3 separate regions of the Mus musculus genome follow, and regions 2 and 3 are each linked to region 1. Evidence: chromatin loops called from intact Hi-C (ENCODE). Cell type or tissue: heart. All regions are shown on one strand.

Region 1 (2,500 bases):
ATTTTTCATAAAGTTCTGGCAAGGCAGAGGCGATGAAATCTGGCAGTCCGACCAAAGCTGTTCGGTTCCCCTCTCTGTTCAAATGTATCAGGTTCTTATCACAGGACTGTTTGGGTCATAGGCTTCTAACCATCTTTTAATGGCAGTGATAAAGTATGAACAGAAGTGGAAAGCACATCCTTTGGAAGACAGCAGACACCAAGAATCTATTCCTACACAAACCTATAGGCAAGACTTCATGGTGGAGGCAGCAACTACTGTGAGCCTTCAGGATGGGCTGAATGCAAGCATGGAGGTTCCCGGAGGGAAGGCCCTGGAACTGAAACCCATTTCCTTACCCGGCCCTGCAGTAAAGCTGGAATACAGAGAACCTGACATGAGGGAGAGGAGAAGAGGTTGGGGCGGCACGGGAGTGCTCAGCAGAGACATGCTAAGCAGCATAGTGAGACTCCAGTGAGGCCAGAGCTGTGTGTCAGCACAAATGCTAATTATAGAGAACTTGCTGCAATACAACTCTAGTGGCTCAAAAATGTAAAAACTAAAACATTGTTGATTAAAGCAGGTAAGAGTCACAGACAATAGATTAGGTGCATCACACAAGTGCAGCAACAGGAAAGAGCCAGAAGAAAGTTTCAGTCAGAAAGCCTAGCACAGTATTTGTCTTTTAGTCAACAACTAAAAGAGAAGTTGAGCAAATGTTGGGAGTAACAGAGATGTCCTAAAACTGGAGGATGGTGATGGGGCCATTCCTCCATAATTTACAAAGTCACTGAATGGAACAGTATATTGGATAAACTTCATAGTGTGGAAACTATACTTCAATAAAGCTTTAAAAAAAAACAATTGTCACATGTGCATTTAAGTAGATTCATATTCTACGTGTGTGTATGTGTGTAGATAGATAGATAGGTAGATATTAGCTCATGGAAGAAATAGTATATAAGAAAGGAAATGTAGTCATATTACTTTACCACTTGACTATAAAAATATTTGCAGTGTTAATGATGCATCATACAACCTATAAAGCAATGATAAGTAGTGACTTAAGAAATAATGAATTTATTAGATGGAAGAAGGTATGCTTATAAAATGTAATTCCTATCTTCAGCAGCAGAAAGCCAGAGGATATGTACAATGAATAAATAGGAAACAGCAGAATGCAAATTCTACAGATCCATGATGGTAGCAACAGAAAACCCAACTTGTGAACACCTGAAGACAGAGAGACCTAGGGGCAAAAGCCAAGGCAGAGCAACTAACTTAGCTGAAAACTGCTGCATGTACCTCCCTTGCTCCACTAGAGGGTGCAAGGATGCCACCACACTTAGGGGTGGGGAAGGGGGGTGGGGAACTGTAAGAAACAGAAGAAATATTTAACTTAGGAACCCATCATTTTAATGTAGCCTCTAGCTGGGGTCAGGGAGAGCTGGGGACTGAATGCACAGGTGGGGCAGTGAATGCTTAAAGCCATGAGCATCCTCATATGCTTTTGTTTGTATTTATGATGAGGTATAAACCCAAGCCTCATGAATGCTAAGCAGCCTTGACATTCCCAGTCCTAAGATTGAATTTTAAAGGACAACAATGGTTGGAATAATGTTTTCCCAGAATCACAGATTATAATCCATTAGCAAGTCCAGGAAATAATTTCCACCAATCAATTGTTGACCACAACCAACAATTCTTTAATAGAATAGAATAAAATGGAAAAATGTACAATACTTAAAACATAGCAGTGCTGTGGGCAAAACTAATCGAGAGAGAGAGAGAGAGAGAGAGAGAGAGAGAGAGAGAGAGAAAGTATTGTGTGTGTATATATGCACACGCTGTCTTAGAAACTGAAAGGCACCCTTTACACTGAGCTGTGTGTCCATTTTTAAGCCTGGAGGCACTAAGCTGTGTAACTGAACCCTTCCCCCATCCTCCACCCAGACACAGAGCAGCCAGCTTTGTCTGCACACGCACAAATGACTACAAGAGATGTGTTTGCTTTTGTCCTTACTTCCCAGTCAAAATAACAAAAGTTCCAAAAAGTTCATGGCAAAACCTGATCTCGGGGGCTAGAGAGGTAGCTGGGTGATTAAGAGCACTAGCTGCTCTTACAGAGGTTCTAGGCTGAGTTCCCAGCACCCACACGGGGACTCACAACCATCTATAACTCCAGTTCCAGGGGACCCTATCCCTTCTTCTGACCTCAAAGGTATCAGACACACATAATGCTCATTTATACATATAGGGAAAACACTAAAAATAAATAAACAAATAGAGAAATCTAAAAAACTTTCCGGCTGGTGAATAAAGCGCATCACTCTGCCTACCCTCAGTTGTCAACCACCTTGTACATACAACTGATGTTTATCAGCTCTGAAAATTTCACTCATTTCTGTGAATCACTAAAACATACCCACACACACACTCAAAGGAACTTTAAAAACAGAAAAAGTCATTCTTCAATCAAATCAAGAGCCTGATGATATAACAATAATTTTCTCTAATTTTA
Region 2 (2,500 bases), 130 kb after region 1:
CGTCAAGTGGTTCTCATTATTGTTAATAATTCTAGCTAATGTAAGGAGACGCATGCCTTCATAGCCCTCTGCAAGTATCCCCGTGATCTCTATATGAGTTTGTTTGCACCAGTCAGGAGAGTCAAGGTTATGCTGCCGTAACAAAGAGTCCCAACAGAGTCCTTGTTCATACTGCATGTCCATTATAACTTGTCTCATTTTTTTTTTTTTGGACCCAGGGTAATGGAGCAGCTAGTGTCTAGGACATCGCAGATTGTCGTGATCCAGAGAAAGCTGATGTATCAGCATTAAGTGATTGGTTTAGAAACTCATACTCCCATTCAAAACTCCTTGGGCAGAGTTGGCTATACATACTTGTGTGACTACAAGTGTGTGTATTGGCGCATGTGCACACATGGAGACCAGAGGGGTGGGGGTGGGTGTCTTTATCGTTCTCCACCTTTTTTTTTTTTTTTTTTTTTTTTTTTTTTTTGAGACAGGGTTCTCACTAAACGTGCTGTTCACCCACTTCACTAGACTGTCTGGGCAGCATGCCCCAGGGATCTGTCTGTCTGCACCTCCCCAGTGCTGGGATTTCAGGTGCACAGCTTTTTATATGGATGGCGAGGATTCGAACTCAGGTCCTCATGCCTTTGCTGCAAGCACTTCACATACCGAGCCATCTCTCCAACCTCCGGTTGTCTATTCTTACCTGATGTCAAGAAATCAGAAAGAAAGAAATCCTACCACATTCAGAAAGGAGGAAGGCTGGAAGAACGAGGCCCGCAGTCCTAACAACTACCACGGTGGTTTCGAAAATGGCTGCCTAGGCCAGAGATATGGGGGCTCAGCTAGACAGTGGGGAAAAGGATGAGTGAGGAGGATGAGGAGCACAAAGGTTCAACCTCCTGGACTACAGGGCGGGGCGGGGCGGGGCAGGGCAGGGCAGGGCGGGGCGGGGCAGGGCATGGCAGGGCAGGGCAGGGCAGGGCTAAAGCGTGGGAACACCGGGTGCCTGTCTCAGATGGGCCTGAACCCCAAAAGCCCAGGGACCTATTTTCCCCCCTCCAGCACAGCAGCTGGTCCTGATGGAAGCAGGGCACCGGATTGTCCACACTGATGGGGAAGCGTCACAGAACCCGTGTTTTCCGGGCCCTTCAGCGCACACAACAGCCTCTCCCGCTCCGTTGGATGCCAGAACCTAGTCAATTCTTTCTGGTGTGTTTTCAATTTAGAGCCTCCCCCTTCTTCCTGGCCACGGCCCCTCACAGATCCTCGGGCTGTGTACCTCTCCTGTTACTGCTGACGTCTGCAGCTGCTCCTCCGCGGGTGCGGGTTTCCAGGTCCCCAGGCCTGCTGAGGCGTAGTTCCAACTGAGGTCGAGTGTGCCGACAGTGCCACCTGCTGTCCTTACTCAAGCTGTGCAGGCTTCCATTGTCCCAGATCCCACACAGCTTTGGCCAGAGGATTCAGCGAGGTCTCTGTACTGTCCGGTAACCCCGTGGCTAGCTCACTTTTCTTCCAGACCTCTGCCGGTCGTGCTTACATTCTGGATTTCTCTCTGGCCACGGGTCTTTTGGGATGCAGCCTGCTGCGCAGAGCACCTCCGGCTCGCTCTCCTTCAGGTCTCTGTCCCTTTGTCAATCTTCAGGGTGAGGCTCCAGCATCACTCCCGAGGGCGCTGTCAGCTGTCTTTGGCTCTTTGGATGAAGTGCAATCCTGGAGGCTCTGGAAGAAGGACCAAAAGCATTTTCAAGGGACAAATGATGCCTTCCTATTGGCGGCTCGCTCTGTGACCTTTCTGAGAGAGATGCAAACTTGCTCAGCATGATGGTTGACCTTTTAGTGAGAGTTCTCTAGTTTTCTTTTGTCTTAATCCGTTGCTGTAGATGGTCCAGAGAGGAATCCTCTCCTTTATTCTCTCTTTGCCAAGGACAGCTCCCAGCTTCTTTGTATCCAGGAAAATGTCGTTCTTCTAGTCACAGAAGGCCTGACCCCAGCATCCTTCAGTAGCTCAGGGAACAGAAACTAGATTGGAATCCAGGCTGTTACCTCAGTGTGGGGTCACCTAAATGCCCTGTGCCTTGAGTCCTCATTTGCCAGATTAGACAGCGGCCACTTCCTTTCAAGGTCGTGTGGAGGACAGTTGGAAGGGAAGCATCATTCCCTCTTTTGGCCCTGGATCACCGAGCATCTGAGGATCTGGCTAGCTGACGGTCAGCCAGCTGTGCACTCTAGCATCCAAGAGACAAGAGACACGGAAAGGGAAACTGAAATCGGACAGGAGGAAGTGGCTATGCCCTGAGCGTGAGCCCCACCCTGGGCTGCAAGTCCAGCCTCACCCCGGTCTCCAGATTCCAGTAGTGCTGGGGACCTGCTCCGAGCTCTAGCATGATATATAAGCTACATATTTTCCTTTGGTACTGGCACCACCTCCCTGTGACCTTAGTTCTTTCTCTATTCTAGTCTCATCTCCTACAGACTCCAGGCCCCACCTCAGCCAGCTCTAAGTCAGGACACA
Region 3 (2,500 bases), 250 kb before region 1:
ATATGTGGTGTCTGGAAGATGTTGCTGCACCTTGCAAAGATGTTACTAGGCCACTCCAAATCCCTCACTAATGTAATAACTCCCTAAGCACTGATGTAATTGTGGTTGTCTTTAAAAATGCTGTACCCCTGAGCTTGGAGACCAAAAGTTCTCATATCAGAGGGGTGAGCCCACTCTTGGTCTGGCCATTAAAAAGGACTCAGAACTTTTTTTGTTTGTTTGTTTGTTTGTTTTCGAGACAGGGTTTCTCTGTGTAGCCCTGGCTGTCCTGGAACTCACTTTGTAGACCAGGCTGGCCTTGAACTCAGAAATCTGCCTGCCTCTGCCTCCCAAGTGCTGGGATTAAAGGCGTGCGCCACCACGCCCGGCTTGACTCAGAACTTTTATTGACTTAATCCGAATGACTGCCAGTAAGTCTCTAGCGTGGAAGTAACTATCATTTCATTTGGAGGCCCCTGTTGAGCTCCCCCATGCTCTGTGGGACTCAGCCTAGCTCACACCTTCCTGGCCATGGAGAGGCTACAGGGTGGGGGGTGCCCCCTGACAGACATTCCAAGGCTCCTCTTCTCTGGAGAGGTCTGGCTGGAGTGACTGCTGTGTGTCTAACACTCCTCAGAGGTGAGTCTGGTTCTGGCTTTTGGTTCTGGCTGAGGAGGATAAACCCCCTCAGGGAGCCTTCTGGATAAAAGGGATAGCCCCCGACGGGGAGTCTTCTGGATAAGGGGATAAGCCAAGAAAATCTGCTTTGGGAAGAAATTTTCTGATCAATTTCTTCCCAGTCCTTCCCACTGAGTTGGGACCCCAGTAGTGGAGACGTGCGTTATGATTCCGCCTCTCAGGAGAGATATGGTTTCGGTTCTGCTTGAATGGATGGATGGATGGCCAACTGTGTGAATGATTAAATGCCTGACAAGCAAGTTTAGCCTAGGGAGTTAGTTGTTGATTTGATTTCTTGATTCTGTTGCTTGTGGACATTGACTCTGACATTCTGCTAGTTTTTCAGGATTCTGCCAGTAGGTGTCGCCCTCTCTATGCTGTTACTAGTTCGTATCCAGTGTCCCACCCCCCATCCCCACCCCCACCCCCTTCCCGGGCTAGAAATGTCTTCTTTTTTCTCAAAGATTGGAAATTTCCAGGTCCTGGAGCCACAGCCCCTACCCCTCCCGCGGCGCCTCTCGGGCCCGGGGATCGACAATGGAGGGTGGTTCTGGAGCCGCGGTCGGGCCCGAGCCCGGACCTGTTTCACATGGCAAAGTCCCCGGGACTTGAAGAGGCTGTGCTCACTTGGGCCCCGGCCCAGTCCCATCCCGGATGCGGAACTCCTGGTCCTGCAGGGAGGACGGAAGATCTGCAGAAGGGCTTGGGGGGGGGGGGGGGCGGCTGGGGGAGGGAGAGGTGGTGTACACGCCCTGCTCTGGTTCTGGCGGGTAGGCTCCTTGTCGCCAGCCTCCGCCACCTGTCCTGCTGCCTTCAGAGGCCAAGGAACCTTCTACTGGTCTCCCTTCCCTTTGTCTACAACCTATCTACTCCACTTCTTGCAGATTCTTCCTTCTCCCGCTCAACCTCAGACTCCTCCATGAAGTCCCACCGCACCCTGCCCACCTCCGCACCCCACCCCTACTTCACTGGCTTCTCCTGGATCTAAACTCTTTGTTTCCTTAACACCACCCCCACCCTCGGCTCCGTGGCTATTACTGGTCACGTGGCGTATCTGGTTTCCCCAACTTCTTGCACTTCCTTCACCATCTTTAGTTTTCCTCTTGAGAGCCCTCCATGCCCTGGATTCAGGTTCCAGCCTCTGTTTTTTGTCACTGGAGGCACCGCCTCATCATGATTTAGAGGAAGGGCACCGCCTTTTCCTAGTCTGCTTCAGATCCCTATAACTAGAAGACTCAGATCCGAATACTCCATTTTAACTAAGTCCCAAGCCCTAACTGCCCTCCTGCAATCTGTCGTCCAGACCTGGCAACTCCTGTGTGTTGGGGATGTTTGGAGCAGAGACTTCTAAGCCTCAGTCACTGGTTTGAATGCTTTTAAAGTAGCTTTTCCATCCAAGCATCGTGACTCGGACCCCGTACAGCACGTACACAAGTTCCCAGGCCTTGGACACTTTTCACGGGTATCTAATGACTAGAATTCAGGTGCAGCTCAAAAAACTGCCTTAAGTCTTAACTGTTTAAGACTACCGAGGTTCTTTGGGGTCCAGAGGAGTCTTTTGGGGGCATTTCTCATGATTCAAAGAAACTTTCAGAATTTATACTCCCTTTTCCCCCCTAGGGAAAACCCTAGGCTGTTAAATTTGGCTTTTGTCCCTCGGTCAGCTTCGGATATCCGAAAAATCTCCAAAAGCGAAAGGGTTTTACAGGGCTGGATACCTGTCGGTTCATCAAGGTGGCCCCAAAGTCTGCAATAACTGAGCACGGAAAGGCAGAGGTGAAGCTGTCTTGGTGGCTGGTGAGCCACAAAAGAGACAGGCAAAGGTTATAGGTTATGCTGGCTG

Evidence for each region. A loop is a pair of places that touch in the nucleus more often than their neighbours do. Peaks named below come from ENCODE experiments on the same cell type or tissue, not always from the same donor. Only the 100,000 strongest peaks of a DNase experiment are listed, where the experiment ranks them.
Region 2: a loop joins it to region 1, with 4 times the contacts of the local background. A loop is called at or near these places in 23 of 42 quality-filtered maps.
Region 3: it touches region 1 in a loop (4-fold over the local background); 8 of 42 quality-filtered maps call a loop at or near these places.

What each region holds. Positions count from the first base shown.
Region 1 is chr15:77,224,148-77,226,647 of GRCm38, forward strand. All of the region lies in intron 2 of Rbfox2 (RNA binding protein, fox-1 homolog (C. elegans) 2), which reads right to left. Among named protein-coding and RNA genes, the nearest start is that of Rbfox2, 82 kb to the right of the region's middle. In heart, a CTCF peak has its summit at 1,291 (motif pointing right); a DNase peak (open chromatin) is centred at 1,354.
Region 2 is chr15:77,357,481-77,359,980 of GRCm38, forward strand. No RefSeq gene overlaps it. Among named protein-coding and RNA genes, the nearest start is that of Gm41353, 17 kb to the right of the region's middle. In heart, a CTCF peak has its summit at 1,387 (motif pointing left); DNase peaks (open chromatin) are centred at 1,421 and 2,201; H3K4me3 peaks cover 1,119 bases; H3K27ac peaks cover 1,721 bases.
Region 3 is chr15:76,972,876-76,975,375 of GRCm38, forward strand. No RefSeq gene overlaps it. Among named protein-coding and RNA genes, the nearest start is that of Gm35933, 13 kb to the right of the region's middle. In heart, a CTCF peak has its summit at 991 (motif pointing right); DNase peaks (open chromatin) are centred at 1,296 and 1,726; H3K4me3 peaks cover 1,267 bases; H3K27ac peaks cover 1,555 bases.